Regions from separate parts of the Homo sapiens genome. Here region 1 is linked to region 2. A link is a contact called in ENCODE Hi-C or POLR2A ChIA-PET data. All regions are on one chromosome and are shown on one strand. Each heading gives the region's core, a stretch centred on a gene start or an enhancer-like site at or near the end of the contact. The rest is flanking DNA. Distances are from core to core; before and after follow the strand shown.

What was found. A loop is a pair of places that touch in the nucleus more often than their neighbours do. ChIA-PET counts read pairs that join two places held with the same protein, here RNA polymerase II (POLR2A). Pooled maps may share reads with other maps.
Region 1: a loop to region 2 is called in a pooled map, with 7 times the contacts of the local background. The contact joins the promoter of RNF19B here to the promoter of PUM1 in region 2. A Hi-C loop is called at or near these places in 1 of 37 single-sample maps with no recorded cell type and 7 of 50 pooled maps. POLR2A ChIA-PET finds 5 or more read pairs at or near these places in 1 of 52 experiments (activated T-cell).

Annotation. Positions count from the first base shown.
Region 1 is chr1:32,963,110-32,966,836 of GRCh38, reverse strand. It overlaps RNF19B (ring finger protein 19B), which reads left to right and starts at 2,028. Exons shown (of 9, transcript NM_001300826.2): 1 at 2,028-2,786. The coding sequence starts at 2,152. RefSeq lists silencers at 1,744-2,313, 2,674-2,883 and an enhancer at 1,929-2,433.
Region 2 is chr1:31,063,580-31,067,272 of GRCh38, reverse strand. PUM1 (pumilio RNA binding family member 1) reads left to right here and starts at 1,556. Exons shown (of 22, transcript NM_001020658.2): 1 at 1,556-1,657. RefSeq lists a silencer at 1,250-1,469 and enhancers at 798-1,712, 1,580-1,899.

The sequences.
Region 1 (3,727 bases), core at 779-3,278, 1.9 Mb before region 2:
CAGGCTCAAGCATTCCTCCCACCTCAGTCTCCCAAGTAGCGGGGACTACAGGCACACTCCATCACACCCAGATAATTTTTGTATTTTTTGTAGAGATGGGGTTTTGCCATGTTGCTCAAGCTGGTCTCAAACTCCTGGGCTTAAGAGATTCACCAGCCTAGGTCTCCCAAAGTGTTGTAATTACAGGTGCGAGCCACAGCTCCTGGCCCATCTTACCATTCCTTATTAATAACAGAGCACTCATTGTTAGCTGGGCACATTGTACCCAGTTAAGAGAATGTTTCCCAGGCTCCCTTGCAGCTGAGTATGGCCATGTGAGTGAGTATGTTTTGGCAAAAATGTGCGGGACTTTCGAGGCAGTCCTTTTTTCTTTCTTTCTTTTTCTTTTTCTTTTTTTTTTTTTTTTGAGACAGAGTCTCGCTCTGTCGCCCAGGATGGAGTGCAGCGGCGCGATCTCGGCTCACTGCAACCTCCGCCTCCTGGGTTCACGCCATTCTCCTGCCTCAGCCTCTCGAGTTGCTGGGATTACAGGCGCCCGCCACCACGCCCGGCTAATTTTTTATATTTTTAGTAGAGACGGGATTTCACTGTGTTAGCCAGGATGGTCTCCATCTCCTGACCTCGTGATCCGCCAGCCTGGGCCTCCCAAAGTGCTGGGATTACAGGCGTGAGCCTCCGCGCCCAGCCCCAAGGCAGTCTTCTTAAAAGGAAGAGGATGCATCTTTCTTCCCTTTTTCCTTCCCACTGTTTGGAATATGGACCATAGTGAGGTGACCTTAACACTGGAAGCCAAATACTGAGGATGGCTGAACAGCCCTGAACTGCCTACTTTTGGACTTATATTTCATGGAAAGAGAGAAATTTCTGGCTAGGTGCAGCGGCTCATGCCTGTAATCCCAGCACTTTGAGAGGCCAAGGCAGGAGGATCGCTTGAGCCCAGGAGCTCGAGACCAGCCTGAGCAACACAGGGAGATTTCATCTCCATGAAAAAAATAAAAATAATAGGCAGGCCTGGTGGCGCACCTGTGCTCCCAGCTACTCCAGAGGTTGGGGTGGGAGGATCGCTTAAGCTTGGGAGGTTGAGGCTTCAGTGAGCTGTGATCACGCCACTGCACTCCAACCTGGGTGACAGAGCAAAACCGTCTCAGGAAAAAAAATAAATAAATTTCAATCGTAAGCTATTTTTTTCTTTTGTTATTTGCAATTGAATGTAATCCTGATACATTCCTGTTGTTGAAGCTGTTTGCCTGCCTCCCACTAGGAAGCCTAAGGGTCCAGATCCTCCCCCAGTCAGAGGAATGGGGAACTAGAAAAAGAAAGGCAAAGGCACTGCCAGGCAAGAAAACGCTGGGTCTCCTTCCACAAGTTTGGTAAGTAAGCAAGATACCAGGAGGATAGAATGGTAAGTGAGCCTAGAAATAGACTATTATATACATAGGGTTTATTAAATACATAGAGAACACTGAATGCTAGACTAAGAAATTTGGACTTTATTCTGGAAGTCCCTTGCAATAGGGGACCTTGTCTGTTTTATTTTCTAATGCCTCGCACTTTGTAGAAGCTCAGTGAATGAATATATTCTTTATTAATTTATGCCGTCTGCTTAATAAACAGAAATGTTGGAAGGTGAACCAGTTGGGAGTCACCATCTGATCAACCCCTGCCTGCTTTTTATAAATAATGTAACTGAACCATCATTTACTGGAAGTGGCAATCAACCTGTGAGGAACGGCAAACCAAAAAGTCCACCTTGGGTGTCATGGTGATGGAATTGGAGGCGGAGACCAGGGAGAGCAGCGGGCTAGGATCTCTGAGAGTCTCCGCAACATGGCGGCCCTGGAACCACCTGACCGGCAGGAGGCGGAGCTCCGCCCCAGCTCGCTCGGCCCCACCCCGCTCGGCCCTGCCCAGCGCACTCCTAGACCGGGGCGCAAGGGTTGTGAGGTGTTTGAGCGAAGCGCCTGCGCAGGGCAGCGGCGCGCGGGGCGGAGGCTTTATAATCACTTCGTCGTTGCCGCTCGGCTTCTATCGCCGGGAGGGCGGTTGAGGCGGTGGTGGCGGCGTCGGCGGCGGCCGGGCGCTGGCTGAGGGGCGCTGAGGCGGGAGCTGTGGCGGCGCTGGGCGCCCCTGGCTCCTCGGCCTCTGCCGGCCATGGGCTCCGAGAAGGACTCCGAGTCGCCGCGCTCCACATCGCTACATGCGGCCGCACCCGACCCTAAGTGCCGCAGCGGCGGCCGGCGCCGGCGCCTCACCTTGCACAGCGTCTTCTCTGCCTCGGCCCGCGGCCGCCGCGCCCGGGCCAAGCCGCAGGCCGAGCCGCCGCCCCCGGCTGCGCAGCCGCCGCCCGCCCCGGCCCCTGCCGCGGCCCAGGGCCCGCCGCCCGAGGCGCTGCCCGCCGAGCCGGCCGCCGAGGCCGAGGCGGAGGCCGCGGCGGCGGCGGCGGAGCCTGGGTTCGACGATGAGGAGGCGGCGGAGGGCGGTGGCCCGGGCGCGGAGGAGGTGGAGTGTCCGCTGTGCCTGGTGCGGCTGCCGCCTGAGCGGGCCCCGCGCCTCCTCAGCTGTCCGCACCGCTCGTGCCGGGACTGCCTCCGCCACTACCTGCGCCTGGAGATAAGCGAGAGCAGGGTGCCCATCAGCTGCCCCGAGTGCAGCGAGCGACTCAACCCGCACGACATCCGCTTGCTGCTCGCCGACCCGCCGCTTATGCACAAGTACGAGGAGTTCATGCTGCGCCGCTACCTAGCCTCGGACCCCGACTGCCGCTGGTGCCCGGCCCCGGACTGCGGGTGAGCGCGGGGGCGTGGCGCGGGTGGCGGCGGGCTGCAGCCGAGGGGCGTGGCTGGGGGCAGCAGGGACCCCGCGTGGGTGTCCCAAGCAGGGAAACCCGCAAGGCGGCAGCTTCGGCGGGGTGGTAACCATCAGGCAAGCCCAGACTAGTGGTGTGAACGCACCCGACACCCCGCCCCCTGCCCCAGGGCTCGAGGTGGCTGCTAAGCATTCGGTGAGGGGAAGGGAGCTGTCCAAGTTAGGAGACAGGGAGAGGCGGTTTTTTTGTTGGGGGAATGCCCTCTGTCCGGAGGTGAGGACAGTATCTTTTTTTTTTTTTCTTTTTTTTTTTGGAGACGGAGTCTCGCCCTGCCGCCCAGGCTGGAGTGCAATGGCGCGATCTCGGCTCACTGCAACCTCCGCCTCTCAGGTTCAAGCGATTCTCCTGCCTCAGCCTCCCGAGTAGCTGGGATTACAGGCGCCCGCCACCACACCCGGCTAATTTCTTTGTATTTTTAGTAGAGATGGGGTTTCACCATGTTGGCTAGGCTGGTCTCGAACTCCTGACCTCAGGTGATCCTCCTGCCTCGGCCTCCCAAAGTGCTGGGATTACAGGCGTGAGCCACCGCTCCCGGCCAAGGTGGGGAGTATCTCTTAATGAGAGTGGGGAGGGGATATTTGGCCAAGGAGGGAATGAGAATATTCTGAGGGGGCAGCGCGTCGGAGGGGTGTGTCCACTTGGCTAGGGACAGACTTAGCATTGCAGAAGAAGGCGTGTTCTCCCTGACAACCACCGCTGAAAGTTGGGATGGAGGTGACTGGGGAATAGGCTCTCGGGTACCCTGAGCACTATGTGTTCTGTGCCACGCTATCGGGAGGCACTCTGTCGTTCTTACCTTGCTGCCTTGGGTAGGGTGAGGGGTAGACAGATATGTTCTTTGTCCAGAGTCTCAATGGGGGC
Region 2 (3,693 bases), core at 307-2,806:
GTGTATTGCAAATATATATATATGTATATATACGTATATATATGTTTATATATGTATATATGTGTATATATGTATATATGTATATATGTGTATATATGTATATATGTGTATATATATGTATATATGTATATATACATATATGTGTATATATATATATTTTTTTTCTTGAGACGGAGTCTTGCTCTGTCATCAGGCTGGAGTGCAGTGGCACAATATTGGCTCACTGCAACCTCTGCCTCCTGGGTTCAAGTGATTCTCCTGCCTCAGCCTCCCCAGTAGCTGGGACCACAGGCGCCCGCCACCACTCCCGGCTAATTTTTTTGTATTTTTAGTAGAGACGGGGTTTCACCATGTTGGCCAGGATGGTCTTGATCTCTTGACCTCATGATCCACCCGCCTCGGCCTCCCAAAGTGCTGGGATTACAGGCATGAGCCATCGCGCCTGGCCGTGTACTGCAAATATTTTTTATCCATTTGTTCTACTTTGTTGATGGCATCTCTTCTCGTACAGATGTTTATATTTCTTTCAATATTTTCTTTTATGATCTTTTGACTTTGATTCATGAGTATAAACATTTTCCCTCCTCCAATTATAGAGCTTCTCCCCATATCTTCTTCTGGTCTTTTACAGTATTGCGATTTGTCTGTTTTCAATCTATTTTTTTTTTTTTTTTGAGACGGAGCCTCTCCGTGTCGCCCAGGCTCAAGTGCAGTGGCGCGATCTCTGCTCACTGCAAGCTCCGCCTCCCAGGTTCAGGCCATTCTCCTGCCTCAGCCTCCCGAGTAGCTGGGACTACAGGTGCCCGCCACCACGCCCGGCTAATTTTTTTGTATTTTTAGTAGAGACAGGGTTTCACCATGTTAGCCAGGATGGTCTCGATCTCCTGACCTCATGATCCGCCCGCCTCAGCCTCCCAAAGTCCAGGGATTACAGGCGTGAGCCACCGCGCCCGGCCTTCAATCTATTTTGAGTTTAGTTTGAGACAGTAAGACTAAAAGCACTTAACATACATTATTCCACTTAATCCTCCAGGCCATTCTGTTAAGTGGGGGTTATTTTCTTCTTCATTGTACAAATGTGGAAATGGAGGCAGGTCGATTTAAATAAGGCCGCAGAGCTAGAAAGCTGCAGAGAAGGGGTTTGAACCCTGCACCTCTGGGGCCAGGGCAGTGCGGGTGGCCGTCCGCGAACCCTGCTAGCTGTGGTGCTCGGGGGCAAGCTTCCGAGGGCGCGGCGGGCGCGAGGAGCGCGTCCGAGACTCGGTGGAGCGTCACCGGCGCAACCCCGCGTGCCCAGCTCCAGGCCGTGTTCTCCCAGGTGCGGGCCGGCGGGACCCCGCCTTCGGCCCTGGCGGCGCGCGCTCGCCTAGCGGGCGGGCACTCGCGCGCAGCGTTTGTGTTGCCTGCGAGTTTCCCGAGTTCACACAGGCCCTGGGTTGGCATGGCAACCAGGCAACCTGTTCCAGAGCCGCCAGCCTTCTCCGCACATGCCGCTGCCACCGCCGGGGCCGGGGCCGGAGCCTATCCCAGGATGCACCGCGCCAACCCAGTCCCCAGTGGGCCGCCATGTTGTCGGAGTGAAAGGTAAGGGGGAGCGAGAGCGCCAGAGAGAGAAGATCGGGGGGCTGAAATCCATCTTCATCCTACCGCTCCGCCCGTGAGTATCCGCACCCCACCGGCCCCAAACGCTGCTCCGGACCCCTAACGAGCAGATTGTCCCTTCATATTGGTGTTTGAGAGTGGTTGTGGGGGTGAGAAGGGCTTTGGAAAAGCCGCCGGGGCCCTGGCTGAGGCTTCTCACTCGCTGTTCCTCGTACATGTTTTGGAGTCAGCAGCAAGGCCCCTATTGTTATCAAAGGAGGGAGGGGGTGGGGAGCGGGGTCGAAGCTAGGAAAATGCTGGGGGTTTAGGCCCGAGCCCAGGGCGTAGACGTGCCTCTACATTTTTGCCTGGCCCTGTTGGGAACCACCGAAGATTGATGTTGCCATTCGGGTTGCTTTTTTTGATGGGTTTGCGAAGCCCCGAGTCTTCTGTGTGGCCATGAAGTGTAATTCTGTGCCACCCCGATTTCTTCGACTTCTTGAGCTTCCGTGGCAGCGCCGGAGGAGGAGGAACAATAAATCGCTTTAGAAGCAGCCGTGGCCCTTGTCCACAGGCGAGATTCACCGTGGGGGAACTTTGCGAGCCTTAAATGTGGAGAAGTGGCGATCAGGAAGTTTCAGAATGCTTTTTAGGCTCCTGGGTTGCTGTGGCCTTTTGTTTCCGTGTGAGCTTGTGTTTTTGGTGGGTTCTTCCTTTTTGAGCCTCCCGGTGTTGGTGTCTCTCTTCACTCAAAGAGGGGTTCACCCCTTGCTAGTAGGAAAATCTAGATACACAATACTAGTTTTAGTCCTCACAAACATGCTTGGTAAACATAGATCATTTGTTTTACTTGTCAGTACCATTCCCACGTCAAGTGAGGAATACACTCCTGTAACTTTTCCCTCCTATAGCCCCCCCCCCCCCCCCCGCTGAAAAAACAAAGCCAGAAACCCACACACAGCATTACCAGAGAAGGCTTTATTCTCCCGTAACTTAGATTGTTACCTTTTATTGTTCAATTAAGAAAACACTGTTCTCAGCCCTCGATACCATTTTGCTCAATTCCTGTTATTACTGGGATTAATTAAGAATAAGATTTTATGAAGCTTTTCCTGGGTTCTGTTTTAAAGTCAGTTAACTTCTGAAACAATAGGCTTAGCATTTTGTTTCTTGAAAGCACCTAAAAACTTACTAAGACAGGCCCAACCCCAAGAAATGTGGCTTCCGATGCAGTTTTCGTAAGCAAAATAAACATTTTGACCCTTTGCTAATTTTAACTTTATAAAACACTGGGGGGCTGTTGATTCTTTATCTGGGCTCTTGGGAAACGCTCTCCGGATTCTGAACTTTGAGTTAGTGTTTTGCTTTAGCGACAATTGAATTCATTTTGTTCAAGGCCACAGCTTTTTGAAGTTGGAATTTGTTTAGTTTAGGTTTAAAATGAACTGTTTTAAGATAAATTTATGACCACAGAATGTTTGTTAAGTGTGGTAAAAATAAACACCTTTTAAACCACTAAGCATTTTAGTAAAAGGTGAGCCATGGAAATAAAGTAAACCGTGTTCCTTTGAATTCAACTCAATTAGTGATATTTTAAAAAACTTTGTAAACATTTGAAAGCTGTGAAAGAGTAGCTGGACTGAGCACTTCTAGTTGCTTAAAGTACTTATAAGGTGTCATTTGTAAAAAAATCACATTTTAAATGCTACACGTATTAGTGAGCTTTTCTGATATTTAGGATACTGAGTTTTTAATTTTTGTGCCGTATTTGCCAAAATACCACAAAACTACCCAAGATAACATGTTAATTGCTTAGGTATTTGCTCACTTTGAAACTGTTCTGCCAGGTTTTCTCTGGTTTGAGAAACTGCCTTGCCTCTTTAGGTAAAGCAGGAAGTCTTAGGGCATACAGATAGCTTTACAAAAGCCAATTGTTTCGTTTGAACATTTTTATAGGAGTCTTTTCTTTCCCCCATTCCTTTTAGAATGAAGGTGTGTTTAGTGTGCGTCAGTGATAAACTCCTCTTTTATGTGGATATTCTTTGTTAGATAACTTTTTTCTTTTAAAAATTTTTATTTGTATAATTTGTGAGGTACAAGTGTAATTTGTAC